Regions from separate parts of the Homo sapiens genome. Here region 1 is linked to region 2. Evidence: chromatin loops called from intact Hi-C (ENCODE). Cell type or tissue: PC-3. All regions are shown on one strand. Links, peaks and the distances in the headings refer to the core of each region. The heading gives the core; the rest is flanking DNA. Region 1 holds the start of CDS1 (CDP-diacylglycerol synthase 1). Region 2 overlaps WDFY3 (WD repeat and FYVE domain containing 3).

What was found. A loop is a pair of places that touch in the nucleus more often than their neighbours do. Peaks named below come from ENCODE experiments on the same cell type or tissue, not always from the same donor. Only the 100,000 strongest peaks of a DNase experiment are listed, where the experiment ranks them.
Region 1: a loop joins it to region 2, with 6 times the contacts of the local background. A loop is called at or near these places in 6 of 110 quality-filtered maps.

What each region holds. Positions count from the first base shown.
Region 1 is chr4:84,570,987-84,587,612 of GRCh38, forward strand. CDS1 (CDP-diacylglycerol synthase 1) reads left to right here and starts at 12,141. Exons shown (of 13, transcript NM_001263.4): 1 at 12,141-12,532. The coding sequence starts at 12,416. It overlaps LOC102723338 (a long non-coding RNA gene), which reads right to left and starts at 11,235. Exons shown (of 8, transcript XR_007058460.1): 1 at 10,563-11,235. RefSeq lists silencers at 11,748-11,957, 11,998-12,097 and an enhancer at 11,934-12,887. In PC-3, for the core only: a CTCF peak has its summit at 7,772 (motif pointing right); a DNase peak (open chromatin) is centred at 11,535; H3K4me3 peaks cover 1,721 bases; H3K27ac peaks cover 1,850 bases.
Region 2 is chr4:84,745,793-84,762,418 of GRCh38, forward strand. WDFY3 (WD repeat and FYVE domain containing 3) reads right to left here. Exons shown (of 68, transcript NM_014991.6): 33 at 11,134-11,369; 34 at 9,474-9,608; 35 at 7,905-8,084; 36 at 5,691-5,924. Among named protein-coding and RNA genes, the nearest start is that of WDFY3-AS1, 43 kb to the right of the region's middle. In PC-3, for the core only: a CTCF peak has its summit at 4,670 (motif pointing right); no DNase peak of the experiment used is centred there.

The DNA of each region.
Region 1 (16,626 bases), core at 4,628-12,627, 170 kb before region 2:
CAAGCTGGCACAAGCCACCATCATCTCAGAAGCCTCCCAACTGGTTTTCTGATTCTATCTTAGCTCCTACAGTCCGTACTCCACATGGCACCAGGACAATCCTTTCACAACTTAGGTGATCATGTCATCCCTCTTCTTAAAATCTTCCAATAGGCCAGACGCAGTGGCTCACACCTGTAATCCCAGCACTTTGGGAGGCCAAGGTGGATCACTTGAGGCAGGAGTTTGAGACCAGGCTGGGCAACAGAGTGAGACCCTGTCTCTACAAAAAATAAAAGAAACCAAAACCTTCTGATGGCTTCCTATCTCTGGGTGCTTATCTCATTCAGAGTGTAAGTCCTTAATCAGTTCTACTAGGGCTTACATGATCCAGCGACACACACTCCAAGTCAGGCTGGCCCCTGATCATCTTCTTTTCACTCATTCAGCTCTGGCTACACTGACCTCCTTGTAGATTCCAGAAGATGTTTAGCAAACTCATGCCTCAGAGCCTTTGCACTTGTTCTCTCTACCTTGATTGTTCTTTACCTGGATTATTCACGTGATTCACTACTTCACCTCCTTCAGTCTGGGGCTCAAATTGCACCTGACGATTAGTGGTTAGGTCTCCTCTAACCATTCTAAATAAAATAGAATACCCCTGCCCTCCCAGATTTCACCCTGCCACCCCATCATAATCCCCTACCCTCCCATCTAGCAGTTTTATATTTCTCCATAGGACTTACCAGCTAACATTTTATATATTCATTTGTTTATTGGTCTGTCTTTCCTCTCTCCACCTTTCCAAGAATATAAGCTCCAAGGGGTAAGTGATTTTTGTCTGTCAGATTAACTGTCATAGATCAACACCTAGAATAGTATGTGGCACAGAACAGAAATTCAATGAATAGTTGTGAAATAAATAAATATCCCAGGTTCCACATTAGGATACCTGGTTATTCAAATATGATGCATTTAAACAGTATGCATGAAATAGTTCCTAAAATATGAAAGAGATGAAACTATTAAAAATTATGAATAAAAACAATATTCAATAATAATTATGAGCCTTGCAAAAATAAATATTGAAATACCTATCTTTACATCTCTGAATAAGTGAAGCTACTGTGTTCAGAAAACAGTTGGGAATTCACAGGTAATCCCACATTTCTAGCTACTTTTTATAAAACACTCAATGGAGCCGTCTGGTAGGAAATTATCTATTAGCTCATTGCCCAAATTCGAATTGCTACTTATAACTGATTAAAGTGCTTCATAGAATGCGGAAAACATCCTGATGCTTCTGATATGAGATAGGATATGATTGAGGCCCTTACATTTTGGCTTATTATGAAGAAATTATCTTACTTTCTTATTCTGACCCCTTCTGTAACTGTCTTTATGCTAATGGTTTGCAAGCAAATATCTACAGCTCTTAAAACTAGCAAGGCCGGCTTCCTGCTGCCACCTGCCTGAGATGTGTCACAGGCTCCTTGAAGTATCCATGTGTGAGCATGGACATAGAGCTAGCCAGTGGGTGGAGCAGAGAGGGTAGGGTCTGGGTGGCAGATGTAACTTCTCTACTGATTCTTGTTTGAACTTGGGCAAGTGATTCTCTGCTTGTCCTCATCTAAATGATCAGTAGATTAACCTTACACGTTTGTGGTAGGGATTAAGCATATCATATGTAAAATGACCAATAGTGCCTAATACTTACTAGGCATCTCATTTTTTCTCTTCCATCTTCCTTCAACCCTATTTCTCCTCCTGTAGTCCCAGTCTCCAGGAATGACAACACCAGCCACCTGGCCACCCAAGTCAAAAACGTGCCTACGTTTCTTAATTCCTCACCCTTCCTTTTCCACATGCAGCTGCTCAGCAATATATGTTGATTCAATTTCTTGTAGCCTCTTAAATATTCTGTTCTGTAATGAGAAGTAATTGTAGTCACATGTGGTCATAAGGGTAAGGCCATGGTCTGATAGGATTAGTGTCCTTATAAGAAAGGTCACTGGATAGCTCTCCTTTTCTCTCCACCATGTGAGGACATAGCAAGAAGGCAACCGTCTGCAAGCCAGGAAGAGGGCCCTCAACAGAAACCAGTCAGGCTGGTACTGTGATCTTGACTTTCAGCCTTCAGAATTGGGAGAAAATAAGTTTCTGTTGTTTATGCCATCAGTCTGTGGTATTTTGTGATGGCAGCCCAAGCTAATTAATACAGATTTTGGTATACAGAATGGGGTGTGTTGCAAACTATACTTGAAAATGTGGAAGAGGCTTTAAAACTGGGTACAAGGTAGATAGAGGTCAGAAGAGTTTTGAGGTGCATGCTAGAAAAAAACCTAGACAGTCATGAAGGGACTGTTGGCAGAAATACCAGGTGTTAAAGGCCATTCTGAGGAGATCTCAGATGGAAAGAGGAACATAAATTATTGGAAACTGGAGGAAACGTGATTCTGGTCATAAAATGTCACAGAAATTGTCTGAGTTGTGTCCTAGTGTTTTGTGAAAGGCAGAACTTGGAAGCGATGAAACTAGATATTTAGCTATGCAGATTTCTAAGCCAAGTGCTACAGGAGTGTCTTGGTTCCTCTTGCTTAGTAAAATGTAAGAAGTGAGAAATGAATTGAAGAAGAAATTGTTATGCAAAAAGGAACCAGAGCTTAAAGATTTGGAAAATCTTCAGCCTGCCCATATTGCAAAATATGTGAAGGCATGTTTGGAAGAGGACACCAAGAGTGTGGCTAGACTATCACTTGATAACAAAGGTTATAGAATTATATCAGCAGAAATACTGTCAGTTTGAACTGAAGAAGATGGAGACAGGACAAAATGAAGAAAGGCTGTCAGATTTAAATTCTATAGGACAGTTACGATAGAGCGATTTGACTGCAAACAGGAACTATTCTTCAAGAAAAGGAAAGAATGACTTCAAAGGTGATTCATCAGGGCTGCATCCTTGGTTTCAAAGGGTGGGGCCACAACTGTCTACCACTCTTCCTCCACATCAGCAGGGGTATGTGCTGTCAGACTCATGTCTGGAGAGAAAATTCTAAAACAAAGTACTATGGACTGAATGTGTCACCTCCAAATTCACATCTTGAAACCCTAAAATTCCCAGTGTGATGGTATTTGGAGATGGGGCCTTTGGGAGGAAATTAGTTTATTAGAGTGGAGTCCTCATGACAGGATGAGTGCCCTTAGAAGAACAGACATGAGAGTGCTCTCTTTCTCATTCTCTCTCTCTCTCTCTCTTTCTGCCTCTCTGTTTCTCTGTTCTCTACCCTGTAAGGGTACAACGAGAAGGCAGCTATCTGCAAACCAGGAAGAGGGCCCTCACCAGACACTAGATCTGCCAGAACATTGATCTCAGATTTCCCAGCCTCCAGAACTGTGAGAAATAAGCATAAGTTGTTTAAGCCACCCAGTTTATGGTACTTTCTTACCGCACCCTGAATGGACGAAGACACAAAGTAAAACCCAGCCTGCCTGAGATGGCTCCTGGTAAGTAATGGAGCTGGGAGAGGAGAAGGATCTGATGTAACTTGGATCTTCATGTGATAGCAGAGTAGGCGGGTGAGGGGAAATGAAAGAAAACTGCGAAAACTGCAATTTCCTGCATTTGGCCTCAGCTTTCTCAAATGGAAGTTCTAAAATAAGCAATTCTCGCAGTTGGTGTTAGAATTAAAGAAAGGATAAGTCCACACACCAGTTAGAGAAGTTAGTGGCACAACCTATTCTATCTATTCTAACATATTTCTATCTCCACCCCAACATCATCCTCAGAGGTATTATAATAGGAATCTGAGTTAATCAACATATAGCAATTGGTACAGCCATCTGGGAGGGAAATCTTGTAGAATTTATCAAAGTATTGAATGCACGTATTCTTTGATCTATTGCTCCATGTCTAGGTATCTATAGAATTGCACATGTTTCATAAATATATGTTCAAGGATGTTTATTGCAGTGTTATTTTAATAACTACAAAATCGGGGAAATCCCTAAATGTCTGCTGTACAAATGGCTAAGTAAAATATGGTACAGTCACACCATGTATATATATAATGATTTTAAAGAATTAGAATGTACTTATAAACACAAAAAGTGCTTTAAGGCATAATATTAAATAAAAAATTATGTCACAGAACATTATGTAGAATATATGCATGTGCATATATACTTACATAAGAAACAGATCTGCAAGAAACTCTGGCAAACAGTTAACAACAGTGGTTATTTCTAGGGAAAGAAGTGTTTCCAGAAAGATGGAAAATCACCTTTATGTTGTTATATGCTCTAGATAATACTGTATTGTTTAACTTTTTAACTCTAGTGTGTATTTATGTATCATTTGTGTATATATACATATATATATCTGCTATATAGTGCCTAGCACTGTGTTCTGACATTGTAGGTACTCAATAAATATTTGTTACATATGCAGATGAATATTTATCGAATAAAAACAAACATGCATTATTACTATAGCTGAAGTATCATTTCCAAAAGTGCAAAAATCACAAATCTTATACAAATATAAAATGAACACATATCAAAGATTTCATGCATTTACAAATGAGAGAACTAGAGATACATTAAAATTAGTTCAAATGGGTTTCTGACTTAAAATGATTTATATCCTCTATCAGACAAAATTCACTTACATTGCCATGAACAAGAACGTGGTTATCAGTTTTCCACAAAGCACTTTTTTTATTCCAACAGAGTTGTAAAACAGCCTATTTGATCAAAGACAATCAAAGGTGCATCCCCAGCTGGGCATGGTGGTGCACACCTGTGGTCCAGCTACTCCAGAAGCTGAGGTGGGAAGATCACTTGAGTCCAAGAGGAGTTCAAGGTTGTAGTGCACTATGATTGAGCCTGTGAATAGCCACTGCACCACAGCTTGAACAACATAGTGAGACTCCATCTATAAAAAAAAAATTGTGCATCCCCCTATGAAATCAAATAGTGCCTAGCAGGCCCCCTAGGCATGCTTAAGGTCCACTGTAAGAATAGCCAGAAATTTCTTTTGCTCATTTCCAAATCAATTTTTCCCAACACTGGTATGTTAACAATCAGGAGGATCACTTGAGATCAGGAGTTCGAGACCAGCCTGAGCAACATAGCAAGACTCTTGTCTACAAATAAATAAATAAATAAATAGGTTAGCCTGGCATGGTGGTACCTGCCTGTAGTACTAGCTACTAGGGAGGCTTAAGCAGAAGGATCCCTTGATCCCAGGAGTTTGAGGTTGCAGTGAGCTATGATTGTACCACTGCACTCCAGCCTGGGTGACAGAGTGAGACACTGTCTCTAAAAAAAAAGAAAAAAAAATAAAAATAAATAAATATTTGTCAAGGATTCCACAGTTCTGAAAAATTGGTTTAATCTACATATATACAGATCAATACTGTTCACTTATTCTCTTAACAAGATCACCAAATTTGTCTAAATTTGCTTTGCAAGTAAGGTAATGCAAAGCTTTGCCTTATGAAATCTCAAAGTGTCCTTGAATAAGATGTTCTGGAAATAACTTGGCAAAACCTAATCGAAGTAAATCATTGTGGCATTTGTTCTTTAAAAGCAATAGTACAGAACTTACACTCTGCATGGTATGTTGCTGAAGCCCAGTTTGTTAACAAAAACACAAAACAAAAGAACACCACTGCTGTATTAGGTCTTTCTTAAGCATCTTAGGTTAACAACCAGTCCTGGTCCAACCAAAGACACTCTAATAGATTTCCTGTTCTAGGATTTTCCCAACTGTCTGGAGGCCACAGTCTTTACTACTCCCATTCACCAACTCCTCCCAGTTAAATGCATAAAAATGCATCAAATGCTAAATGGTAAAATGCATAAATTATTATTGTTAAGGGGAAATTAATCTCCACAATAATTTGGGATATTAGTATAATTTGGGGGGCAAATCAATGACATTTCTGAAAATACGACAAAAATATTTTTTAGTAAATCAAACTATGAGAAAAGAGACAATTGCAACAAACAATAGGTATCACCAAAAATATGTAAACTTTAAAAGTCTTTTTTAATTTTCAGGAATAAAATACATTCACCAGTGAAATAATTTTTAAAACATATTATTGACTATATTTTTCAAACAAAAAATGAGGCCTCATATAGTCTAGGAAATTTTTTTTTGCTATGAGAATATATAGATGTGAAAAAGTTTTCAAAATAAAAAAACATATATAGTTACATATTTAATAAATACTCTTCACTGAAAGAAAAAAGTACATATAATTGGGACTATCTGGAAAAATCCAAGATATGTGATCTTCCTAACAATAATCTTTAGAGTGTTGTACTTCATAGACTCAATTAAATCATTTTTAAAATGCACCATATTTTATGTACTGTGAAGAAAAATAAAATGGCCAATAAAACTATTTCTTATTGCATCAATTGTAAGACACACTGTGATTTTAGAGGAGTTAAAACATAAATAAGTAGGATGTCTTAGAGGAGAAGTATAGTGTTTATCTCTTGTAAAAGATATAAACTAAAACTTTTATTTATCTGATTAGCAAGGCTCTTTTCACAGAAATCTTAGGCTATTATTGCATTTTACCAGAATATGATTCCTCCTATTAAACTATTATTAATAATAAAGAGTTTGCGAAGAAAAAAACCTAAGTAAGAAAGGATTAGCAATTGCAACTGTGGCAACCAGTGACTGGTGCCTACCTCAGTGACAGAGCAAGCTGTCATGTCCTGTTCCAGTGGATCTAGCAATGGTGGCCTCAATTGAGGTTTTAGGAATAATTTTGACTGTAATCCTGACTGTTGCTTGAAATTCCTTGTTTCTCCCAGTTTTCTATGCTGTGTTCTTCAGTTCTTCCAAGAGTTCTGTGAACTTCTTAACATCCTTTCAATAAGTTCCTTGTCTGCCCAACTCAACCAGAATCAGTGTTTTTTGCCGCATGCTTTAACTGATACCTCTGGATTTCTGCAATTTGTTGAAGAGGGATAACTGACATAGTTTGAGGCAAATCAGTGATTCGGCCCTTCTAAAGACAGTTACCAATCTCTTCCACTTCTCCAAATGATATCCTCTAAATATATATATATATATATATATATATATATATATATATACACACACACACATATATATAGCCATATTCAACAATAACAAAATACTTGAACCATACAGTATAAAAAGCTCACATATACCCATTTTTAAAAGCACAATTTATAAAATTATAGAAGAAATATGTTGCCTACTTTACAAAGAAATTAAAACAAAATTTAATTTGCTTAGAGCTACTAGGATTCAGTGAAGAACCTAGAAATGGAAGGAATTCCACAGTCGTCATATTATATACAAGGTAGAAGAGTAGTAACTGATTTCAGTTAATAATGGGGAATGCCAAATTCATTAATTGTACTACCTCAGAAGGATAAGGCACAAATTAACTAATTGGGTAGGCTGATTTCTTTGTACTTGTTTGCAAAGTCTCTCTACCCCATTTCATAATTTCTACCTACCTCACCAAAGCAATATCAGCATATCCTTATTTCTTCACAGTCCTCTGGGGTGTTGCAGTTTAGCGAATTTAGAAGTCAAATATTGTTCTCCTCAAGAAATGTAGCTTTCAATAATATGAATGATAGTAATAAGTAACACTTGTGTGGTGCTTCACGATGGCCAGACACTATTCTAAGTATTTTACATATATTAACCAGTTTAGTCTTCATAAGAATCCTAGGAAGAAAATATTACCTTATCCTAATTTTGCACAAGGACACTGAAGCTAATTGCCTAAGGCCAGTAGGTGGCAGAGCTGGGATTTGAACTCAGGCTAGCTTCAGAATTTATGTGCCTGTTATAACAAACTAACCCCCACCCCCAGCTTTAGAAGTTGCTTGTTTCTGCTGCTATATATTTGTACTACATCATGGACCAGGCAGATTTTGAAGTATAAAACTTAATATAAGTTTTATACTTATACTAAGTATAAAAACTTAGCTTTCCTTTCTAACCCTTTACATCTAAGCCTCAGGTTTTCTTCCTTGTAAAACAGGAGTAATATTTGTTATGCCTAGCTTGTAGATTGTTGAGTAGAAGAAATGAAATAATGCATGCGAAAGTGCTTTGTAAAGTGTTATGTAAAGAATTATTACTTAAATTATGAAGGAACATGTCATTTAGGATATAGCTTCAGCTGTGTTTGATGAAAATGTTGCTGAAAGCAAATTAGGTCACAGCTAGATTCAAGCTATGATTCAAGCTAGGTTCAAGCTATGACTCAAACCCAGGGTTCTTGGTATAGAAACTCCATACTTCTAACTACACCATAGCACTCTCTCCTCTGATACTCTCTCACTACAATACTTGATAGTACACCATTATTTTCCCGTGCAATTCCATTAAAAATAAAAATGTAAATATAAGTTGTTTTTCAAGATTTTCCCATAAAATGTTTCTCTGGTGGCCTAAATCAGAAATTCCTACCTCTAACTTATAAACAAAGCTGACAGAGGGCAACAGAGAAAGATAGGTCAAGCGACAAAAGCTGTTACTTGGGTATCTAAGCAACTGGAAACGCTTGGCTGAGGAAGATTTCTTCCGCCCCTGGCAAGCTGGGGACATTCCAGCAGGGCACCTTTGAGCCTCTGATGTGAAAAGCAGCTCAGATTCACATTCCCACCCCAGAGGGGCATGTTTATCAGTCTGGGAACATTCTGAGGGTATTCAGGGAAGAGTGGTAACAAACTGCTTCATCTACTCTCACTACTTCAGGCAACGTCTCTGCATCTTATGCTCTTATTACTTCCAGCAAAAGAGAAGGTAAACAGTAATCTAAAATAAAAACCATATAAGCAATAACGTTAGCACTCTCTCTCATCTCTCTAGCAAATTCCTCATTAGGAGTTAGAAGGTGAAAAAAAATTTTTTTTAAAATTTTTTTTTTAATTTTTTTGAGATAGGGTCTCACTCTGTCACCCAGGCTAGAGTGCAGTAGAGTGAACAGGGGTCACAGAGGCCTCGAACTCCCAGGCCCAAGCAATCCACCCGCCTCAGCTTTCCAAGTAGCTGGGACTACAGGCACACGCCACCATGCCCAGCTAATTTTTAAATTTTTGTGTAGAGATGGGGTCTCCATATGTTGCCCAGGCTGGTCTTGAACTTCTGGGCTCAAGAGACATTCATGCATCAGCCTCCTAAAGTGCTGGAATTACAGATGTGAGCCACCACGCCCGGCTGGAAAATCTTAAAATCAATCCAAGAAGTGCTGGCTGGGTTGTACTACGTGATTAGGCCCATGCATATGCTTAGGGTTTCCATGAAGCCCTTCAGCAGGATAAATACAAGAAAAATTAACAGGTAAAGCCTTAGAAACCATTACACGCCAGATTTTGTGTTACCAAACACAAATACAATAAATTTAGAGAACATAAGTTCCCTGAATGAAAACGAAAGATAAAAATAAAAAAGAAAGAAAAAGGAAAAATTAGAAAAAAGACATAGAAAAAGTCTGAGAACACAGAGTTCCGTAAGCCAGTTGTGGTTGAGTATATTGTACAGTATCTTAAGTAAAATAAAGTCATTACTACAACCACTTTTAATAAGTATTAAAATCAACTTCTCTCTGATATAAAGTGAAAATGAAGAAAAGTGTCTATGTAAGTCTAAAATAGACTTTAAATGAAGAAACCATAAATACTATACATTCATGGGTTGCATAACAATGTTTCAGTCAACAATGGACCACATATACCACTGTAGCCTATAAGATTATAATACCATATTTTTATAGTACCTTTTCTATGTTTAGATACACAAATACTTACCATTGTGTTACAGTTGTCTAAGTAATAGGCTATACCATGTAGCCTGGGTGTGCAGTAGGCTATGCCATCTAGGTTTAGTATACCCTGTGATGTTGCCCAATGATGCATTTCTAAGAATGTATCCCCACTGTTAAACAACATATGACTGTATAAATTTCCCTTGTTGTGCTATACCTTTGCCATCCCATCATTTCTTCATTCACCTCTTCAGCAAACATTGTTACCTATAGAAGGGTGGTTTTTGGCACTGTGGAAAGAGCTAGACCTGTAAAGATGAATAAGCCAGTTTCTGCTGTCTGGACTCAGTCTATTCACTCAACTAGTGGTAATAGCTATAATGAAGAAGATTGAAAGAAATTGCTCTCTTAGCTAAAACACAAGAAGGAGCAGAGCTTAAGGAAGGTGAGGTAAGTAGAACCTCACATTCTATTTTGGCAGTCTTTGCATTGGTCCCACTTTTCCTGGGTTGGGGAATACTGTTTCTTCTATCACGCACTACTGTCCTCTGTTGTTCCCCTCTGTCACTCCTCTCACTCTCTTTTTTCCTCCTGCAGCAAAGGGAAAAAGTCAAAGAGGCCATGAGAGGACTAGGCAAAGGGGAAACAGGAAGTTGTTCAGGTACCTTGTGTAGTAGGTCTCCTTTTCTTGGACCATGGGGGAAAGCAAAGGCTGGATTCTGATCGTCTAAGAGCTAAAAGGGACCACAGAGGCCATCCTTACTATCCGTTTACAGCTGAGGACACTGAGGGTTAATAACTTACCAAGGCCATGCAATTAGTGGCATTGGCAGCACTAGAACTCAGGCTTCTTGACTTCCAGAGAGTTAGAATGGAGCACTTCTAATCCTTTATGCAGGGTAGGGTAGTAGCCAGAGATGGAAACCCTACTACTGGCTTCAGCCATTATTCTGATTATCTTCTTCACTATCAAGCACTCCTTCATTTCCGATCCTCCAAACAATTGGACAATTTATTAATGTAGTCACCCCATAGTTCTCTGTTCAGTAGGGACTTATTTTCAAATCTTCTCTGTCATTTCAGTTATCCACCCCATAAGGAACAAATTATGGTTTCTCGACATCCTTTTGAAAACGTGCAACCCAAACTAACCGCACAGCTTCAAAGATCTGTTTGGTGAGGTAAAATGATGTCTTTGTGTTCTGCTTTTCAATGCATCCTAATTTGACTTTTGGTTTTGCTCATTTGTTAGTAAATTTTCAACACTTTACTTACTTTTACCGTGTCAGTAAAGACCTTGAGGAATTTACATAGTTGATCTATTTCTATAAGGGTGCTCTCCTGAACCTTGTCCTGTGTGAAGGCCCGCCTTTTTTCTTTTTTCTCTTTGTTTCTCTCTTTTTTTCATTTGTTAGCTTGTCAGTAATGACCGGGTGGCGGATACATGTCAAGAAAACTAATCACCTTCTAACAGGATTAAGACTAGAATTAATGCAGATCTTGTGCCCTTCCTGTTCCCGCTTTGGCAGCCCAAGGTCCACCACTGCTCAGAGACTAGCTGGAGGGCAACGGCGTCCCATAGCATCTCACACTGTGTTGGGATCCTAGGTGGTGACCTTTGTGAGATTCAGTACTGAGTTTCTGGGAGACGGCGCTGCGGTTGTGATCGGAATTGTTGGCCGACGCACCTCTGGACGCCCAGTGAGGCAAAAGCATCTCCTGTTTTCAAGGTGATGACACTGGGCTGGAATGCCGCGGGGCCAACCAGTCCGTCCTGCCAGACAAGTTTCTGGTCCAGTGAGCCTCCGACCCGCCGCGCGTGTCAAGCTGACAAGGCCGGGGAGGCGTTTGAAGCAGCAGTGTTGAGCGCTGTTAACATTTAGCGGGCGTCTTTGAGTAGCTCCTCCAGCCCTCGCAGCGGCCCAGGGACTAGCCTGCAAGTTCTCAACGCTCACTTCCAGCCCGCGCTGGCCCCGCCTCCGCCTCCCAGCTCCTCAGCCTCCTCCCGCCCCACCGCTCCCACCTTTTCTCAGGCCCCCACCTGCCAGCACGCAGAGGCGGGGGCGGGGTCGCGGGCCGGGCTCCTGACGTCACCTCACGGGGAGGCGGGGCTGTGGGAACCGCAGTGCAGCGCAGAGGGGCGGGGCCTGCGGCGCGAGACCTGGTGCGGGAGGCCCGGGCAGGGAGAAGTGTGCGGGGCCGGGACAAGCCGGCTCCGAGTCCGGCTCCGGGGGGCGGGGCGGGAGGGGCCTGCGCGGCGGCGGGAGCCCAGAGCCGCGCTAAAGCGGGTCAAGCGTCCTCCTTTTCTCCCCGCCCCTTCTCCTCCTCCTACCTGGGCCTCTGCGTGGAGACGCGCACCTGGCAACCGGAGGCCGCGTCTCCGCCTTCTCTGCTCGCGCCTGGCGCCCGGAGCCTGCCCGGGACCTCCGCCGGAGCCGCGCTCGCTGCAGGCGGCCTCGAGCGCTCTCTCGTTGATGCCGTTTTGGAGGTGACCGGCGCGGCGGCCGCTCTATGGTGGGGCCGCGTTAGTGGCTGCGGCTCCGCGGGACTCCAGGGCGCGGCTGCGAGGTGGCGGGGCGCCCCGCCTGCAGAACCCTGCTTGCAGCTCAGGTTTCGGGGTGCTTGAGGAGGCCGCCACGGCAGCGCGGGAGCGGAAGATGTTGGAGCTGAGGCACCGGGGAAGCTGCCCCGGCCCCAGGGAAGCGGTGTCGCCGCCACACCGCGAGGGAGAGGCGGCCGGCGGCGACCACGAAACCGAGAGCACCAGCGACAAAGTAAGTGGAGCCGAGAGAGGCGGACGCCGCGCCCTGGCTGGGTCCTGGTTGGAAGCGGGACACTTGAGAGCAAGGGTGGGGCCCGTCCAGCGTCAGGTGAGGCTGCACGCTGCCGGTGCACCTTCCTCCCTGCCTGGCACTGCTTCCTCCTTCTCCAGAGGGGGTCGGGACCCGGGATCCCAGTGGCGGTGAGGTTCCCAGGATGACCGCGGCCGCTGCCCGGGAGAAATGGGCCACTCAACCCGGCTTACAGTTTAGCTTCATCCTCTTCCGGTCCCTTCTTCAGGATCTGGGGCCGACGCTGGAATCAGGAGGGAACCTGTCCTCCTAGGGGCTGCAGTGCAGTTAGTAGCTGCCACCTCACCTCTCTTTTCAGTAGAGGGAACAAAGTTAGTAAGGACTAGAGACGTGCCACCGTCGGCTGTATCATTTCATCGGATCCTGACGCGGGAGGCTTGGCTTCTCGCGCTGCCCCATATGCACTTACATTTTCTCCATCCTTTTTCAGTATGATAGATTTTGGAGGTTTTAGAGTATCATGCACGTGACATAATAGTAATCTTCCAGCTTCTTTTGAGTACACGACAGACAGTGCAATTCTTCTGTCTACCAGTAGATTTCATATAACCCGACGTTAATTCATGAAGACTTTTCACTTCCTTTTCTATAGATTACTCTTCTTTCACATTTAAGAATAAGTAGATGCGATATTACTATCTGTTTAAAGCTAGAAAAGGAATTCGGGCGTGTTTGGTAATATAGTGGTGCAAGTAAGAACTTGTGAAGAAATGCAGTTTTATGATCTTATGGACTGGATGGTTTGGGAAATTGGACCAGAGAATAGATTGTTGTATCAAACCGTCTGTTTAGAAAATTCCATTTTATTTGAGAAACCCAAAACACGTAAACTGTTTCTAGAAGCATACTTTGGAAGCAGGCATTGCAGTTTGAATTACAGAAGTGAGGTGGATTGCCCAAGGTCAAGTTCGTGGCTCTTGAAACTAGAATCTAAGTTTCCTGATTCCTTTTCTTCTGGTTTATGTGGTTGCTGAGACTGGCTGGCAGTTCTGATTTGGGGAGGATTCCACCTGAAAGTTGATGTTGATGAGTTTGATGTAACCCAAATTACAAAGCCCTAATAGGAACATATCACATGATATCACGAAATAAACGTAAACGTGATTCTTAGTACTAAAACTTTAGAATCAATGGAATCAATGTAGTGACACTTTTCCCCTTACCCTTGATAGTAAGTAGAATAAAATGAGTCTGTAATAAAACATAAGTGTCAAGGAATTACCCAAAATATAACAATTTCCAGCTACTGAAGGTTGAAGTTACAAAACTAGGAACAGTGGGCTGAGAATAGTCTTTGTGAAAACTGCCTTGGAAACTAGACCCAAAATAGAATTAATTAGGTTGGGATTTGTTTTGTTTTGTTTTTAGCACTGGTATAGTTTAGCATCAAGGAAATACCAGCTTCTCTATGCTGACTTCCTTAACTCGACAAAGCTAACAAGCTTTTGTTAAGAGAAAAGATGTTCAGGAAGCCATGCATAAAATACCTTCGGAATTAAGTTTTTTCTTTTTTTAACACCATAATGTATTTAAAATGGAAACTACTTCTGTAGTGTGATTTGACTCATTAGAACTGTTGTCTCTAGCTATCTGTGACTAGGTTACCTCGCTGCATATTTATTTATTTATCAATGCAGTACTGTTGGTTTTTATTGACACATGTCCAGCTGGATTTTGTTTTCTGAAAGTAGACTTTGCTATATGTAACCTGTTTTGTCAAGATTTCTTAGACAAGGATGAACATATTCAAACCATATCTAAAATACTGCTCTACTTTTAGAGTTTATCATGAGGAACTTTTGACTTGGCAAGCTGATAGATATTGAACTCTATCCCTGTCTGTCCTTTCTTATCAGGGTGTGTATTTGAATACACCTGTATTTCCAGGTCAAGGGCTATTTTAAAATCAGTTTGCACACTGGAGGCTGGTTAATATTTGGTCAATTCAAACTCATTAAGGGCCTTCCCTGTTCAGTTGCAGTAAAGGCAAAACTCTTGGGGAATTAGTGAAAGAAGTGAAGGAGGTACATTATATTCTGCTATTATAATACACTCCCATGCATTGCCATTTTGTAGTCTTTTAATAATGGTGTTATTAACATGACACTCCCTTTGTTCCGGACTGGTGACTTATGCTGAGAGAAGGCTCTGTACTCCAGATAATTAGCAAGTGAAAAAAATACTTCTTACCTGCAGAGGAATGTTCCCAAGTGTTAAATGTTGGAGTGGTACTTGAAAAATGACAAGGGACATCTTCAAGGAACCCTGCAGGAGACATATATGAGTTAGATTTATTGGAAGTCTGTACAAGGCTCATTGTTAGCATAGAGGGCATGCTTGGCGTCTACCTGGAGACTGTAGGAAAAGCTCTAAACAGTGGATGAGGATTGAGCTGGGAATGAAAAGATTCCTGGGACTCACCAGGTTTACAAGGGTTTGGGTAGGGTGTTCTAGGCAAAGGACGTGTTGGGTTTTTTCTTGAATCAGCATTCTAGGCACAGGGTTGCAGATACAGAGGAAGAGATAATGAAGGTCCTGAGAGCAAAAGGAGGAGGCATTGCTTAGAGCAGTGGTCCCCAAATTTTTTGGCACCAGGGATCAGTTTTGTGGAAGACACTTTTTTCCACGGATGGGTTGGGGGGATGGTTTCAGGATGATTCAGGTACATTACATTTATTGTGCACTTTATTTCTATTATTATTACATTGTAATATATAATGAAATAATTATACAACTCACCATAATATAAAATCCATGGGAGCCCTGAGCTTGTTATCCTGCAACTATACAGTCCCACCTGGGGGTGATGGGAGACAGTGACAGATCATCAGGCCTTAGATTCTCATAAGGAACATGCAGCCTAGATCCCTCGCATGTGCAGTTCACAACAGGGTTCAAGCTCCTGTGAGGATCTAATGCTGCTGTTGATCTGACAGGAGGCAGCGCTCGGTGGTAATGCGAGTGATGGGGTGTGGCTGTAAATACAGAGGAAGCTTCACTCGCAGACCACTCACCTGCTCTGCAGCCGGGTTCCCAACAGGCCCAGTTCCTAACAGGCCGGTACTGGTCTGTGGCCTGGGGGTTGGGGACCCCTGGCTTAGAGGACATCATCAGTAGTACTTAGGAATAAGGGCTGAGATAGAACGTGGAGTTTAGCAAAAGATCTAAGTAGAAGCAAGTTTAGGTTGAGGAAATTGAGAGGTGAAATGTTGGTAGTTATTGTTATAAAGTGGCAGTGAAAGGAATACAGGATGGCAACTAGAGAGACAGGAGGATTAATGAAGATTTTTCTTTTCAGAGGAGGGGAGATATATATTTGTATGAAAGTCAAATGAGTAAAGATGTTGAAGACAATGGGTAGGCCCTAGGAAAAAGAAAGCAAACATGGGGTAGAGACTATGGATTATTGGGATATCCAAGGAAAGAAAAGAGGGATGCATGTCTTTTCCTTAAGAAAAGAAAGACGGAATGAAGAGTGGATACAGGAACATTTTGAAAAGCAGAAAGGAGAAGATCAAATGTTGGATGCCTTCAGTTAGTAAAGTAGGAACTCAGAACCAATGAGCTTCAAGGGATCTTAGAAACAACTTGGTTTAACTCAATTCATATATATTTGTATTTGTATATATTTATATATAATTTGGTATATATACAATTAAATTTTAAACAATAAATTTGTATTCAGTTGAATCTTCACTGAGTTTAATAATTCTGTATAGTTTTATAATAGTTACCTTTTGGTCATTTCCTATCACACTTCCCAAAAATGACAGTTCAGATGTGTTCCAGTCACGTTCAGTGTTGTGTGACTGTGTGTTAGGAATATCCCCATTTAATAGCTGAGAATAAGAAAAGCAATGGGAGTGATTTAGGCCTGGGGAGTGCCAGAGGTCCAGGATGTAGGGAATTAGAGAGTCAGTGAAGCCAAGATTGAAGTGGATGACCACAGATTCAGGTCGGCAGGGAAGTGGGCTGGTGAAGATCTAATGGGTTGAGTGGGAATGAGTATTGAAACA
Region 2 (16,626 bases), core at 1,040-9,039:
TGACCAAGGCCTGTCTAGTCCTTTCAAGCCGATACTACATTGGGAGTCTTATCCCTATAAACTGAAGAGGATGTGAGGACTTTTAAGTGATTAACAGCAGACTGATAGTTCCAGGAGGCTTTCCTTATATCAGAGACCATTTTTTCCAATAGCTTGAGTCATCATAATTTGCTAAGGAATAAAGCTGTCCAGTCACAGAAGGACATAAACATTTTGAAAAAAATGGTACTCCTGGTTGGGCACGGTGGCTCATGCCTATAATCCCAGTATTTTGGGAGGCTAAGGCAGGTGGATTACTTGAACGCAGGAGTTCAAGACCAGCCTGGGGAACATGGCAAAACCCTGTCTCTACCAAAAAAAAAAAAAAAAAAAAAAAATCTCTGGCATGGTGGTGTGTGCCGGTAGTCATAGCTACTTGGGAGGCTGAGTTGGGAGGATTGATTGACCTCAGCAGGTCAAGGATGCAATGAGCCATGACTGTGCCACTGCATTCCAGACTATGCAACAGACCAAGATCCTGTCTTAAAAAAAGAAAGCTACTCTTTCAGGTTCATAATCAACTCAAGGTGGTTAATGAGATTAGTAATGAGTAGGGCTTATCAAATCTTAACTAGAAAAAGTTTTGAAGTCTGTAAAACAAAGGGACTATTAAACGTACAGAAATGCTTGGTGAATAACATTTATTTTTATTAAAATAATATTCTTTCTTATTCCAGAAGGATTTAACACTGGCTCAGTCATCAACAGGCATTTAATCTTCTGATTCATCTCAATAAAACTGTTACACGAATGATGAGGACCCAGAATTTACACTTGTTACTGGTCCTAGTGGCCTAGTTTGATGTTCTTACTGAGATGTATAGCAGTCTAACTTTTCAAGGACTTAACATTTTATGAAAGCATGCATTATTGTCTCGGAGGTGTTCTTTTTCTTTTTAAACAATTCACTGGACTACTGTTTTGTGCCAGACACAGGGCTTATATATATACATTATCTCATATAGTCAGGAAAATACCCTTGAAATAGATACTAACATCCCCATTTTAGAAATAATTGAGGCTTAGAGAGAGTAAGTCACTTGGTCAAGTCACAACTAGGATTCAAATCTCAGTTTCTGTGAAGCCAAAGCCCATGGCTTCACCAGTTATGTCATACTCTCCCCACTCTACTAAAATCTCCTTATGAAAGTTAAAAGCACAAGAGCAAATCTGCAAAGTGTGGGCTACAATCTCTTCATCACTCTTTTAGATAAGACTGGTTGGCCCACCAGACAACCAGAATGAAGGCAGGACAGGCACGGTGATCTGCTCTGGACTCTGGTGGTCAGATCTGTTTTCCTGGTGAAAACAGCAAAGCCAGTCAACATATCCATCAGTCTCCTTTTTAAGGTCTTGGGGACACTACCCAGGATCTTTGTGTCCCACACACAGGCCAGACAGCCCTTACGCATCTGCTGCCCATGGGTAGACAGCACAGTGGCTATGGAAGGAAGGCCTTTGGAATTCTGTCCTGTTTCTGTAATGGGCTGGAAGCCTTTAAAGATAGGATTTTGAGACTCCTGATTCTGACTGTAGTCTGCCTGTTGACTGATTTTTCCTCTCTGAGTTACTTTGTGGTGCTCTCTTTGCCCAATTTGCCATTGTTTTTTGCTTGTTTCCCTGTAGTTCCTCAGGGTGGGTTTCACTCTGATGTATGACAATGGGGAGCTCTTGTAGAAGATGGTTGGCATAGAGTCCAGTGAACTCCTCAGACCATAGCAATGTGCTTATGTTGGCTGTATCCCCTACCAAATCTCATCTTGAATTGTAGCTCCCATAATCCCCACAAGTCATGAGAGGGACACAGTGGAAGGTAATTAAATCATGGGGGTGGTTACTCTCATGCTGTTCTTGTGATAGTGAGTGAGTTCTCATGAGATCTGATGGTTTTATAAGGGGGTTTTCCCCTACTTCATTCTGCACTTGTCCTTGCTGCCACCATGTGAAGATGGATGTGTTTGCTTCCCCTTCTGCCATGACTGTAAGTTTCCTGAGGCATCCCCAGCCATGCTGAATTATGAGTCAATTAAACCTCTTTCCTTTATAAATTTTTATTTTTATAAATTTATAAAATTTATATAAAGGAAAATTTTTATAAATTTTCCTTTATGAAGACATACCCAGTCTCGGGTATGTCTTTATTAGTAGTGTGAGCTTGGACTAACACGCACTCCAAGTCAGCACCCTCTCAGTTTCATTATCTTTACCTCCAGGTATACACAAATCTGTTTGAGCTGTTCTCATGCACTTTCTTCCCATTGCCACGGTATTTATTTGCAGCAAATTCATTTGGCTCTTCATGAGAAGTCTGGTGGTGACAGCACAGGGCACTGATAAACAGGAGCTAGGAGAAGAGTCTCCAGGCACCCTTGTAGAAGCCAACACAGGCCACGTAGTCAATTTTTTGAGTATGTTTAAGTGTTGGGCACTGTGTTATGAATATTAAATCTTATTTAGTTTTCACAATAATTCTCAGAGAGAGGTTCACTTTTATATCATTTTACAGATGTGTAAATTGTATAGATGTGAAGAGAATTGAACTTGGTCAAGGCCACACAGCTATATCCAGCACACATGTAATTCCTCAGAATACTTTTTGTTGGGTGATGTACATATATTTAATCCTCACAATAATCTTGTAAGAGAGATGGTAAATAATATCATTCTCTAGAGAATGAATTTAGCTTGGGAAGATGAAAATGCTTATATAATAAACAACAGGGCCAGAATTTAAACCCAGGCACTTCTTACTCTCAAACCCATGCTCTAGCTTTCTGCCACACCACACTACTTCCCTTGTATTTGGCCTCAGTCACACTAAAGCCAGTCTATATGAATGGGAATCTCCTACTTTTATGCTAATGAATTTTACTGCTAATGAAGATAATTTTACATGTTCTTTTGTAGGTATAATCAAGTAAGTAGATACTTTTATGATGAAATTCTAACACTCATAGGACTGAAGATGCTCTGGTTCACATTTACTGGACTCAGATGTTCAAGCCCCTTCCTTCACAAAGGTAAATGGTAAATATGTAAGATAATTCTCTCTCTCTTTTTTTTTTTTTGAGACAGGGTCTCACTCTGACACCCAGGCTGGAATGCATTGGAATGCAGTGGTGTAATTACGGCTCACTGCAACTTTGAACACCTGGGCTCAAGCGATCCTTCCACCTTAGCCTCCAGTAGGTAGGATACAGGCACGCACCACAACACTGGCTATGGCTAATTTTTTTGTAAAGATGGGATTTCACCTGTTGCCCGGGTTGGTCTTGAACTCCTAACTTTAAGCAATCCTTCTGCCTTGACCTCCCAAAGAAAGTGTTGGGATTACAGGCATGAGCCACCATGCTCAACCTAATTTTCTTCTTGAATCTCTTCATGGATAAAGACTTCATAATCATAATTTTCAAAATCATATGTTTATAATTTATTCTGTTACACCATTGGAAGACATAGAATGTTAATATTTCATTAATATAATTTTTTTTGTATATGTATTCTGCATATGTATATTAAAGATACTCAAAATATTTAAAAGTAAATTTCTATGTTCTTTATTAGATAGTATCCTATCTTCCTGTTTGGGAATTTCCAGGGATGAAGTTAATAGTTAAATGATTCAAAAATACACTAAGCCTTACTTAATGTCATTGACAGGCTCCTGGCAACTGCAACTTTAAGTGAAACAATGTACAGCAGGTCCTCAAATAACATCATTTCCTTCAACCTAGTTTTATTATAAGGTTGACGAGGAAAAAAATTTAGTTTTGTTACACATCATTTTGCTTAAAGTTGCAGCTACCAAGAACTTATCAATGACGTTAAGTGAGGACTTACTGTACTGACAGAATACACCAAGGCACTGTGCTAAAAGTTGTGAGAGATGAAGGAACACATGAAAGTTGTTCTCTAAGCAGTTTATAATCTATCTGGAAGCTTCAATCCTGACACCCCCTGCTTTTCCCTGAACTGTACTCCTACTCGCTAGTATATTGAAGCACTATTCTACCGTAGGGCAAATTCATGCCCACAACAAAGAGAACCTTACTTCAAGGTTAATACATGTTATTATATATCAAATTCTTCCTACTAAAAAATATAGAAAACAAAAATAAAGGGCAATTATACAATTTAAATATGGGTAATTAATTAGCTATTCAGGTACCAGAAGCTTGAAAATGCTATCACTGTATGTTTCCAGTCATTCCATATCTTTCATGTATGTATTTTCCTTTTTTGATCAGTTATGCTTTCTTGCACACATCTCTTCTGGACTTTATCCTATTATTTTCCAATAAACTATTTCACTTTTTCATAAAATGCTTCAAATTTTTACCCTATACAGTAAGATACTGGTCATCTCTCTTAGAGCTTTTTAAAGTTTCCAAAGGGGAGACGTTCCATTGGGCCTGCTTTTTAATTCTACCACATGCATTAGTGAGGAAACCAATTATTCTCCTGCCATTATTAAACACTGTCATCCTGGTTAAATGCTTAGCATAACTGGTACCCTAATTACATTAGTGATTTTAAAAAAAATTGACCAAATTGAGATACTTTCGCATGAATAAGATAAACATGTGGTTTTCAGGTTTCTATTTATAAGTTAACTGTACTAGCCACTAGAGGGAGCACAAAAAAAAAAAATCTCAGGTTCAGCTGTCAAACTGCTGAGAGACAGTGCAGTTCCTCAGGGAGAAAAGCAGTCTTCTCCACAGATTTACTCTTTCATAAAACATGTTATTTTCAGAGCCCCTGGCATGGACTGTTTGACCTTATTTATATGAATTGGTCAAAAGAACATTAATGTATATGCAACTAATTACATTGTATTAAATTTTCTCTCTGTGATATCTTCAGACTTTTCTAGGTAAACATTTTTTAATGCTTTTCTGGGATAGCTAATTTCTAGAGGCAGCAATGAGGTCACTTAAAGGCTTAGAGCCACTCTCATTTTCTGATGCATCAGTTGATTCATATCAATTGTCAGGAGAATGGGCAGGCAGCCAACCTAGAAGTTTGCTGCCTTGGGGAATTTAACAAGTACATCCTGGGCACCTGTTCTGTACAATGCACCATGTCTTAAGTTGCACAGGACACTGACAACAGTAATACCTGGCAATGACAGGTAAGAGAAATTGATGTAGGAAATTATAAGGTAAGAAGACAATGCCACTAGGCACTGTTAATGTCCAGGGAAGGGGTTGGCACACTATGGCCTGTGGGCCAAATCCAGCCTGTGCTGTTTCTGTAGATAAAGTTTTATCAGAACACTGCCATGCTCATTCTCTTACGTATTGTCCATGGCTGCTTTCTAGCTACAACATACTTGAACAGATGTGACAGAGACCGTATGGCCCACAAGCTTAAAATATTTACTATTTGGCTTTTTACAGAAGAAGTTCGCCAGCTCTTAGAGAAAGGATGATAAAGGACTGAATTAGAGACATCCTTGAGGGAAGGAAAAGAACAAACTGATAGGGTTTAAAGCACATGTGGGATTAAGAACTTTCCACAGCCTATAACATGTTCTGCCTACACATAAACAAGAGGAATTAGAAATCCTTGTTATAGAACTTGTTTGGTTACTAATGTTCTAATTTAAAAAGTAATGCAAAAGAGATGTAAATGCGTTTCTTTTTCTTTACCTCCAACAAAAGATCAATTAGTGGAGTTTGCTTGCTGGCAGGAGTGAGACAGAGGTTGTCTATGATTAAGACCCGCATGAAGTCAAAAACGAACTTTTTAGCCGGGTGATTGGTCAGATATGTCTTGGTGCCCACATTGCAGTACTCTGATTGGCTCCTGTTCATCCCTGTGTCTGCTGCAAACGCTTTAAACTCTTCTGCTGGAGATCCAACTTCATCATCAAGGTCAGTCACCTAGTAAAATCAAGTGGAAAGATACGGTAATCACATTAGACTCTGACATTTTTACTTCTGTGTTTCCTAAAAATAAAACTGGAGCAGCAGCATTTTCCACCTATTAAGCTATTCAGCACATTATTTCACTCTGCTTTACTCGACCCTTCCTTTCAAGGTAGTAATCTGGCACCATATGTCATGGTTACGCAACATATGGTGTTTCTGACTGACCACTAACAATACGTCACCTTTAAGTTGAATTGTATGTCTATTGTGGCTAACTGCACTTAAAATATATGGAATAATAAAATTAGAATAAATATGTTTCCATATTTGAACTCTACCCCTACTGTGAAGTCAAATGTCACAGAATTTCACATAAAAATCTGGCATAATGGTAGCATGTAAGGGGTGATCCATTTATTATAGGTTAAAAAAACCCCAAATAAATTTAAAAAAAAAACAACAATATTGGTGCCAATTTTGAACCAAGTGACAGAGCGAGACTAGCAAACAAATTATAAGATGCTGATGGCCAGGCACAGTGGCTCACGCCTGTAATCCCAGCACTTTGGGAGGCCGACATAGGCAGATCACCTGAGATCAGGAGTTCGAGACTAGCCTGGCCAACATGGCGAAACCCCATCTCTATTAAAAATACAAAAAAATTGGCCAGGCGTAGTGGTCCATGCCTGTAATCTCAGCTACTCAGGAGGGTGAGGCAGTAGAATCACAGGAGAATCGCTTGAACTTGGGACGTGGAGGTTGCAGTGAGCCGAGATCGTGCCACCATTGCACTCCAGCCGGGATGACAAGAGCGAAACCCCGTCTCAAAAAAAAAAAAAAAGATGCTGACAAGGAAAAGATATTGATATATTATTGAAGGTCTTTTTTTTTTAAACCAAAAATAAGGATTCTAAAATTATAAACAAGCCAAGGTATTAAGGTCATGTGTCACATTTGCCTTTCTCCTAAAAATCCCCACCATTTTAGAATAAGTATTGTACCTTTATACATGGAGAAAAATTAGTATAAAGAAGGTCATTTATCCCAGGTCCTAGAGTATATGGTGGAAATATGAAGAAACATCATGAAATTTTGAAGTACTATGGAGGAATAACTATCTTTTGGGTGTGTTTTATCTATTTATTTTTAAACCTGTTTTATGTTTACAGTTTATTAGCTAATCAACATCAACGTGCAAAAGTAAGTGATAAGCCCCTGCTATATGGTTTTGTGTAAACTACAGTAGTTCATTCGTTTTGAAAAGTCACCAATATTTATGTCAACTGAACTATTAGTTACTGTAATGAATAGTATTTAGACTCTAAAGTTATGAAACTATCCTGCAAGCCCTCTGCAAAAATGTGCTTCAGTGAATTTCCACGTGAATACATTTTCAAAGCAGGAAACCAGGCAGCATTTTTGGGCTTATTTTAAAGAACAAAAGAGTATCTATACTATATGTGATTATAATCTAATAGTTTTTAAGTTAGTACAAAATAAGCAAAATAAAACTTTAATGAAAAAAGAAAAGTCAGGCGGAAGAAAGGACCAACATTTGCTTTCAACCCTATAATTTATTGGCAAAAGTTAAATCCAGCAAATACCTACTTCCTAAAATAAAAAATAAATAAATTTGGTCAGACTAGAGTTATCTTAATGGAAAAGAACATTTTACAACTACACAGCTGGCATCGCGTAAAATAAATGAATCAACTACTTGAAAAGGGAAATTACTAACAAGGGACTTACAAGAATATGGTGAATGAGAAAAGGAAGTAGAGTTCACTGTGATTTTAGGAGAAAGCAGAAGGAAACTGTGGGGAGCTGGGGACACCGGACAATAATGCAAGAGGTGATGTATAAAGTTATGAAACTGTAACTTGGTCAGAAACTTAAAAGACTGTCAAAAAAAATCTGCTAACCATTGAAACAGACTAATTCCAGTTCTGACATTCTAATTCCAGTTCTGACATTTTCCTCCCCCTTTCCTACCATCTCTGAGTAAGGGCGAATATTGAAGGGGAAGACGGTGGCTGCTAATGCACACAGGAAGTCAGGGCTCATCCACATGGAGGCAAGGTCTGGCACGTTGTGATACAAATATCTGAAGAACTGCATCAGGGTCACAGGATATTCTCGGAGCCAAGATCCCTCTTCTTCTGATTGCCAAGGCTGTTATGGGGACATGAGAGGAAACACTATGTTACAGTTATTGACACTGCTATAAATTATTTTAAAAATCCATTACTCAGTATTCTTATGAAACTGGATATATTGATGGTCCAGAACTCTGTAAACCACACATATGAGCAAACACACATGTATACACACATGCAAAGAAATTTAGAAACTAGCTAAAACAAAAAATCCCCTTAGAAACTGATAGGATCATTGTCTAATCATTAGATTAATCGCAGGTCTGCTAACTAGAATCAGTGGTTTTGATTATTCATTATTATTACCATGAGTGTTGGTGGTACCAAAGTGGCTGTATTACCATTAATGTTGCCCCATCGTGCATCATGCTAAGTTAGGAGTAAGATAAAAGGTAGGGAAGTTACTTCACCTTTCTGAGCCTCACTCTTAAGCATTATGTAATACAACAATGATGATGATAAAAAAATGAATACTGTATATTTGAACAATGTATATCTTCTGATACCTGCCCAGAGAGTATCTTTTAAAAAACTTTTCTTATGTCTTTATAGTTGTTTATGAATAGGCACCAAAACGAGACTCCTAAAACATTCTAAATTAATACATTTAATGGTAATGTTCTGTTCTTAGATGATACAACAATAGTTTTGACTGAAATTAGATTTGTCAGGTACATGTAATTCAAGGAGTCAAGTTAATATTTCCTGTTACAACACAATCCTAAATTGTATAAACAAATCTGGTCATTATTCACAGTATTCCTGTCAGATCAACAGGAACATCAGTTCTGTCTTTTACTCTTTCAATTCTTCATCTCTAAGTTAGACATAATTAGAGCAGAACAAAAGCAAAAACAAAATCAAATGAAACTTGTATTGTTAACATTTCTGACCTCTAAATGAAAGTGACTTTAAAAGTTGAAATAACATATTATTGTAATAACATATACTACAAATATGTACTCATTATATATGTACTCATTATTATATATTTTATTACATTAATAAGTTAATACTTACGAAGCACTTATTATGTATCAGCCATGTTTATAAGTGCTTTATGTGTATACACTATCTTATTAATTCCTCACAAATACCCTAAGAGATGCATGCTATTATTGTCGGCATTTTAAACACCAGGAAACTGAGGCACATAACTGAGGATAATAGATTGGAAGTACCAGAGGTGAGATTTTAACCCAGGTAGGGCTCCAGAGTGCACGGTCTTAACAACTACACAGTCTGTTCTTACGTTAGATATAATTTTGTCTAACATAAGAGTCTGAAGTTCCAGAGATCATGCAGTAAATAAAGTAGTTATGTTACCAAAAAATTCCTCTATTTACAAAAAAGTATCCTAGGCAGGAGGAATTCTCAATAGGCCTGGGCATTTGAGTGAACTTACTGAAGTCAGCATGCTGCGGAGCATTCCCAATAATAAAAAAACAGCTTCTGTGCATACGTTATGGATAGAAGAGACCACAGTTCCGCTGGAGGCAGGAACTCCAAAGATGAATGTCCAAATGGAATCCAAATCAAACTGCAGAGGTGAAAGGGAGCAAATATTAGCCACCACTAATTTTTCAGTAGAGACCCTCATAAGTTCTAATAGGCTAAAATTTCTTTGAAACTAGTTTTTTGTTGTTTTTAAAAGTAACCAATGATATAGACATAAAGAACTAGTACCCTTCCATCCTACATTTTAAAACTCATTTTTATAGATATAAAAAATTGAATACTGTGTATCATTCTGCATTCTGCCTTAGGTACCTATGTTAAAAACATTGCTTTCTACCTTTTTCCTAAAGAATATAAAAATAAAATACATGTTAATTAGCCAAGAGATAAAATTATAGAACAAATAAATTTAAGCAAGATCTTTTAAACAAAGCACATTAAGCTCACTTCTTTCCCATTCTCAGCAGTATTTTAATTTTAGATTACTTACAGATAAATCTGATAAAATAAAATTAATTTAAGACTTATTAATAGCAGTTTTATATATAAACTTTATGACTATGGCACCATGGATATTGAAAAATTGCATAACCAATACAACTGTGCTAGGCATGAATCTGTATCTTAATTTAATCTAAGGGCACAGACTCAAGTGTTTACACTTAAAAGATTTTGTCAACTACTAGAATTGATTTGAATAGCATTTGGCATTAGGATGGAAGTGTAGTTGAGTCTAAAAGCTAAATTCCTACAGTGCCACAAACATAAGCTATATACAGACATCTTTAACAGTCTTCAATTAGAAGTCAAGTAAAGTCTTACTATTTTCCCAATGTGGATGCTATCTATCATTAAGTAATTTTTTTTTCCTAATCCGAATTTGCACTGAGAATCCTGTCATACCCACTCGAGGAGTGATATTTAATTTATGGTATATAAGCCACTCCTTTCATTTTTAATTCTGCAGAAATCAATCACATGACAGGCTGGACACAGTGGCTCGCGCCTGTAATCCCAGCACTTTGGGAGGCTGAGGCAGGTGGATCACCTGAGGTCAGGAGTTCAAGACCAGCTAGGCCAACATGGTGAGACCCTGTCTCTACTAAAAATACAAAAATTAGCCCAGCGGGGTAGCGCCTGACTGTAGTTTCAGCTACTCAGGAGACTGAGGTGGGAGAATCGCTTGAACCCGGGAGGTGGAATTTTCAATCAGCTGAGATCATGCCACTGCACTCTAGCCTGGGTGACAGAGTAAGACTCTGTCTCACAAATAAAATAAAATAAAATAAAATAAAATAAAATAAAATAAAATAAAATAAAATAAATCATATAACAAAAGAGTTCTTTAGATCACCATTAAATATCATCCAGAGTCTTTATGCATCTATAATATACAGAGTTATCATATAGGAAAAAATTGTAAATAGGGACAAAGGACTTTTTGGGAAAATTTTCTGTGGTATTTTCAGATTTTTCTGTCCCAAATCAAACCTTAAATGTGGGGAAAGTGATGGAATTGACAGTTGGTTTTACAGTGATTATCCATTATCCTACGGTGATTCTTTGGAATACGTAATTTCACGCACCCCTTGCTAGATAATTCCTACCTGGCAACCCTGCTTACTCCGGCAGCTGATGACAGGCACACTGACCTGCAGGTTCTCAGGCAGCTCACTAACTGGCTGCTGCAGAAACAAGGCCATGAGGAGAAAATAGAGGGCAGGGACATTAGTGTGTTTAGGAAGGAATGACTGAAGGACTGGAAAACCAGGAAAATGACAAGCATCTCGGTTAATCTCCCTGACCGTCGATCTCCCACCAGCACTTCTGCCCACGTTGAATCCTAAGAGAAGAGGAATATAACAGTAAGTGCAAAATCAGCAACTGATAAACATGCTGCATTAACAAAGAAGGAAGTAATTCAGTATGTGTTAACATTTCTATCCAGAACATTCATACTACTATAGGCAATTAAGTATTCAACTGTTGAATTAATCTTCAGTTAAAAGTTTTACTTTACAATTTGTTTGACTTTAGCAAACCTGTCTATTAGGATATAGGTTTTGAAACACAGTTGAGACAATAAGATACAAGGGAGTTTGAAAATCCTTCTTAAGGTGCTGTAAGTTCTACTTATTAAATGAAAGACCTCAGAAGAGCTCTAGTGTTCTTGTAGTTCCCTAAGAAAAAAGTGAAATCCAAAATACAGCCAAAATTTAGAATGCTACAAAAACATAACTTAAAAATATCCTTGTTATGATATATTTTTATTTTTTTGAGACACAGTTTTGCTTTGTTGCCCAGGCTGGAGTGCAGTGCCATGATATTGGCTCACTGCAATCTCCACCTCCTAGGGTCAAAGCAGTCCTCCCACCTCAGCCTCCTGAGTAGCTGGGACTACAGACATGAGCTACCACCCCCAGCTAATTTTTGTAACTTGCTATAATGTAGTTAATATATTTCATTGTCCTGAAAATCATGAAAAACTAGTTAACCTTAAATTACCTATGAATTTAGAGACAAGACTAAATGAGTAAGTAAAACAATCTTTACTCACAACATGATCTGTAATCTGTTGGAAAGCTGCTGGGCAGTGGGATGGTAAATCCAAGCCCGTTGTGGCTGCAGCTATCCACTGGCTGAACTTAACATCCAGAATTCCCTCTAGAAACCCAGCTTTTTAAGGAGATAATCAGTTCTTACTAATGTAGCTTATGGCATCAGTGTTTCCATCAATCTTGTTTCCTCTGTTTTATAATGAAACTCAGGATACACCCTAAGCATGTGGTTCACCTCATACCTAGGGAAGTACTCAGTACACAGTGAATGTTTGTCAAATTTTCAATGGAAACTTTTGTGAATAGCAACTAATAGATGAGGAACTGATTTCGGTCTGAAGCAATTTGTATTTCAAATAGATATTTGCATTTATTATTTATTCTTTAAGATCTGAGGGTTCACTCTGTTGCCCAGGCTGGAGTACAGTGGCATGATCGTAGCTCACTTAACCTCAAACTCCTGGACTCAAAGGATCCTCCCGCCTCAGCTTCCCCAGTAGCTAGCACTACAGGCACATGCAACCATGCCTGGCTAATTAAAAAAATTTTTTGGTAGAGACAAGGTCTTGCTATGTTGCTCAGGCTGGTCTCAAACTCCTAGTGTCAAATGATGCTCCCGTCTTAGCCTCCCAAAGCACTAAGATTACAGGCATGAGAGACTGCACTCAGCAAAGATATCCATATTTTTTTCAACTTCTTTTTTTCTGGAGTGCAGCAAAGTACATATTACAACTGCTATTTTATATAATAAAGGAAAAATTTATGTCTAGGTTGCTTTCAAAATATTTTATCCTAACCAATTCCTCAGTGTGACGTGATTAACTCCAAAGTATGCTCTTCTAATTAATAAAAAAATTATATAGCAATTTAAAAAACTCTTTCCCATATCATTCCTTAATCACAATGAACATGTGAGGCAGAAATTACTATTATCATTTTTACAACATAGAAAACATGATTTGTTCAAAGTCACAATGTGTTTTAGACATGAAGTCCTTGCCCGTGCCTATGTCCTGAATGGTAATGCCTAGGTTTTCTCCTAGGGTTTTTATGGTTTTAGGTCTAACGTTTAAGTCTTTAATCCATCTTGAATTGATTTTTGTATAAGGTGTAAGCAAGGGATCCAGTTTCAGCTTTCTACATATGGCTAGGCAGTTTTCCCAGCACCATTTATTGAACAGGGAATCCTTTCCCCATTGCTTGTTTTTCTCAGGTTTGTCAAAGATCAGATAGTTGTAGATATGCGGCGTTATTTCTGAGGGCTGTGTTCTGTTCCATTGATCTATATCTCTGTTTTGGCACCAGTACCTTGCTGTTTTGGTTACTGTAGCCTTGCAGTAGAGTTTGAAATCAGGTAGGGTGATGCCTCCAGCTTTGTTCTTTTGGCTTAGGATTGACTTGGGGATGCGGGCTCTTTTTTGGTTCCATATGAATTTTAAAGTAGTTTTTTCCAATTCTGTGAAGAAAGCCATTGGTAGCTTGATGGGGATGGCATTGAATCGATAAATTACCTTGGGCAGTATGACCATTTTCATGATATTGATTCTTCCTACCCATGAGCATGGAATGTTCTTCCATTTGTTTGTATCCTCTTTTATTTCCTTGAGCAGTGGTTTGTAGTTCTCCTTGAAGAGGTCCTTCACATCCCTTGTAAGGTGGATTCCTAGGTATTTTATTCTCTTTGAAGCAATTGTGAATGGGAGTTCACTCATGATTTGGCTCTCTGTTTGTCTGTTATTGGTGTATAAGAATGCTTGTGATTTTTGTACATTGATTTTGTATCCTGAGACTTTGCTGAAGTTGCTTATCAGCTTAAGGAGATTTTGGGCTGAGACAATGGGGTTTTCTAGATATACAATCATGTCGTCTGCAAACAGGGACAATTTGACTTCCTCTTTTCCTAATTGAATACCTTTATTTCCTTCTCCTGCCTAATTGCCCTGGCCAGAACTTCCAACACTATGTTGAATAGGAGTGGTGAGAGAGGGCATCCCTGTCTTGTGCCAGTTTTCAAAGGGAATGCTTCCAGTTTTTGCCCATTCAGTATGATATTGGCTGTGGGTTTGTCATAGATAGCTCTTATTATTTTGAGATACGTCCCATCAACACCTAATTTATTGAGAGTTTTTAGCCTGAAGGGTTGTTGAATTTTGTCAAAGGCTTTTTCTGCATCTATTGAGATAATCATGTGGTTTTTGTCTTTGGTTCTGTTTATATGCTGGATGACATTTATTGATTTGCATATATTGAACCAGCCTTGCATCCCAGGGATGAAGCCCACCTGATCATGGTGGATAAGCTTTTTGATGTGCTGCTGGATTCGGTTTGCCAGTATTTTATTGAGGATTTTTGCATCAATGTTCATCAAGGATATTGGTCTAAAGTTCTCTTTTTTGGTTGTGTCTCTGCCCGGCTTTGGTATCAGGATGATGCTGGCCTCATAAAATGAGTTAGGGAGGATTCCCTCTTTTTCTATTGATTGGAATAGTTTCAGAAGGAATGGTACCAGCTCCTCCTTGTACCTCTGGTAGAATTCAGCTGTGAATCCATCTGGTCCTGGACTCTTTTTGGTTGGTAAGCTATTGATTATTGCCACAATTTCAGATCCTGTTATTGGTCTATTCAGAGATTCAACTTTTTCCTGGTTTAGTCTTGGGAGAGTGTATGTGTCAAGGAATTTATCCATTTCTTCTAGATTTTCTAGTTTATTTGTGTAGAGGTTGTTTGTAGTATTCTCTGATGGTAGCTTGTATTTCTGTGGGATTGGTGGTGATATCCCCTTTATCATTTTTTATTGCATCTATTTGATTCTTCTCTCTTTTTTTCTTTATTAGTCTTGCTAGCGGTCTATCAATTTTGTTGATCCTTTCAAAAAACCAGCTCCTGGATTCATTAATTTTTTGAAGGGTTTTTTGTGTCTCTATTTCCTTCAGTTCTGCTCTGATTTTAGTTATTTCTTGCCTTCTGCTAGCTTTTGAATGTGTTTGCTCTTGCTTTTCTAGTTCTTTTAATTGTGATGTTAGGGTGTCAATTTTGGATCTTTCCTGCTTTCTCTTGTGGGCATTTAGTGCTATAAATTTCCCTCTACACACTGCTTTGAATGTGTCCCAGAGATTCTGGTATGTTGTGTCTTTGTTCTCGTTGGTTTCAAAGAACATGTTTATTTCTGCCTTCATTTCGTTATGTACACAGTAGTCATTCAGGAGCAGGTTGTTCAGTTTCCATGTAGTTGAGCGGTTTTGAGTGAGTTTCTTAATCCTGAGTTCTAGTTTGATTGCACTGTGGTCTGAGAGATAGTTTGTTATAATTTCTGTTCTTTTACATTTGCTGAGGACAGCTTTACTTCCAACTATGTGGTCAATTTTGGAATAGGTGTGGTGTGTTGCTGAAAAAAATGTATATTCTGTTGATTTGGGGTGGAGAGTTCTGTAGATGTCTATTAGGTCTGCTTGGTGCAGAGCTGAGTTCAATTCCTGGGTATCCTTGTTGACTTCCTGTCTCCTTGATCTGTCTAATGTTGACAGTGGGGTGTTAAAGTCTCCCATTATAAATGTGTGGGAGTCTAAGTCTCTTTGTAGGTCACTCAGGACTTGCTTTATGAATCTGGGTGCTCCTGTATTGGGTGCATATATATTTAGGATAGTTAGCTCTTCTTGTTGAATTGATCCCTTTACCATTATGACTTCATGTCTAAAACACCAAAAGCAATGGCAACAAAAGCCAAAATTGACAAATGGGATCTAATTAAACTAAAGAGCTTCTGCACAGCAAAGGAAACTACCATCAGAATGAACAGGCAACCCACAAAATGGGAGAAAATTTTCACAACCTACTCATCTGACTAAGGGCTAATATCCAGAATCTACAACGAACTCAAACAAATTTACAAGAAAAAAACAAACAACCCCATCAAAAAGTGGGCAAAGGACATGAACAGACACTTCTCAAAAGAAGGCATTTATGCAGCCAAAAATCACATGAAAAAATGCTCACCATCACTGGCCATCAGAGAAATGCAAATCAAAACCACAATGAGATATCATCTCACACCAGTTAGAATGGCAATCATTAAAAAGTCAGGAAACAACAGGTGCTGGAGAGGACGTGGAGAAATAGGAACACTTTTACACTGTTGGTGGGACTGTAAACTAGTTCAACCATTGTGGAAGTCAGTGTGGTGATTCCTCAGGGATCTAGAACTAGAAATACCATTTGACCCGGCCATCCCATTACTGGGTATATACCCAAAGGAATATAAATCATGCTGCTATAAAGACACATGCACACATATGTTTATTGCGGCACTATTCACAATAGCAAAGACTTGGAACCAACCCAAATGTCCAACAATGATAGACTGGATTAAGAAAATGTGGCACATATACACCATAGAATACTATGCAGCCATAAAAAATGATGAGTTCATGTCCTTTGTAGGGACATGGATGAAACTGGAAATCATCATTCTCAGTAAACTATCGCAAGAACAAAAAACCAAACACTGCATATTCTCACTCATAGGTGGGAACTGAATAATGAGAA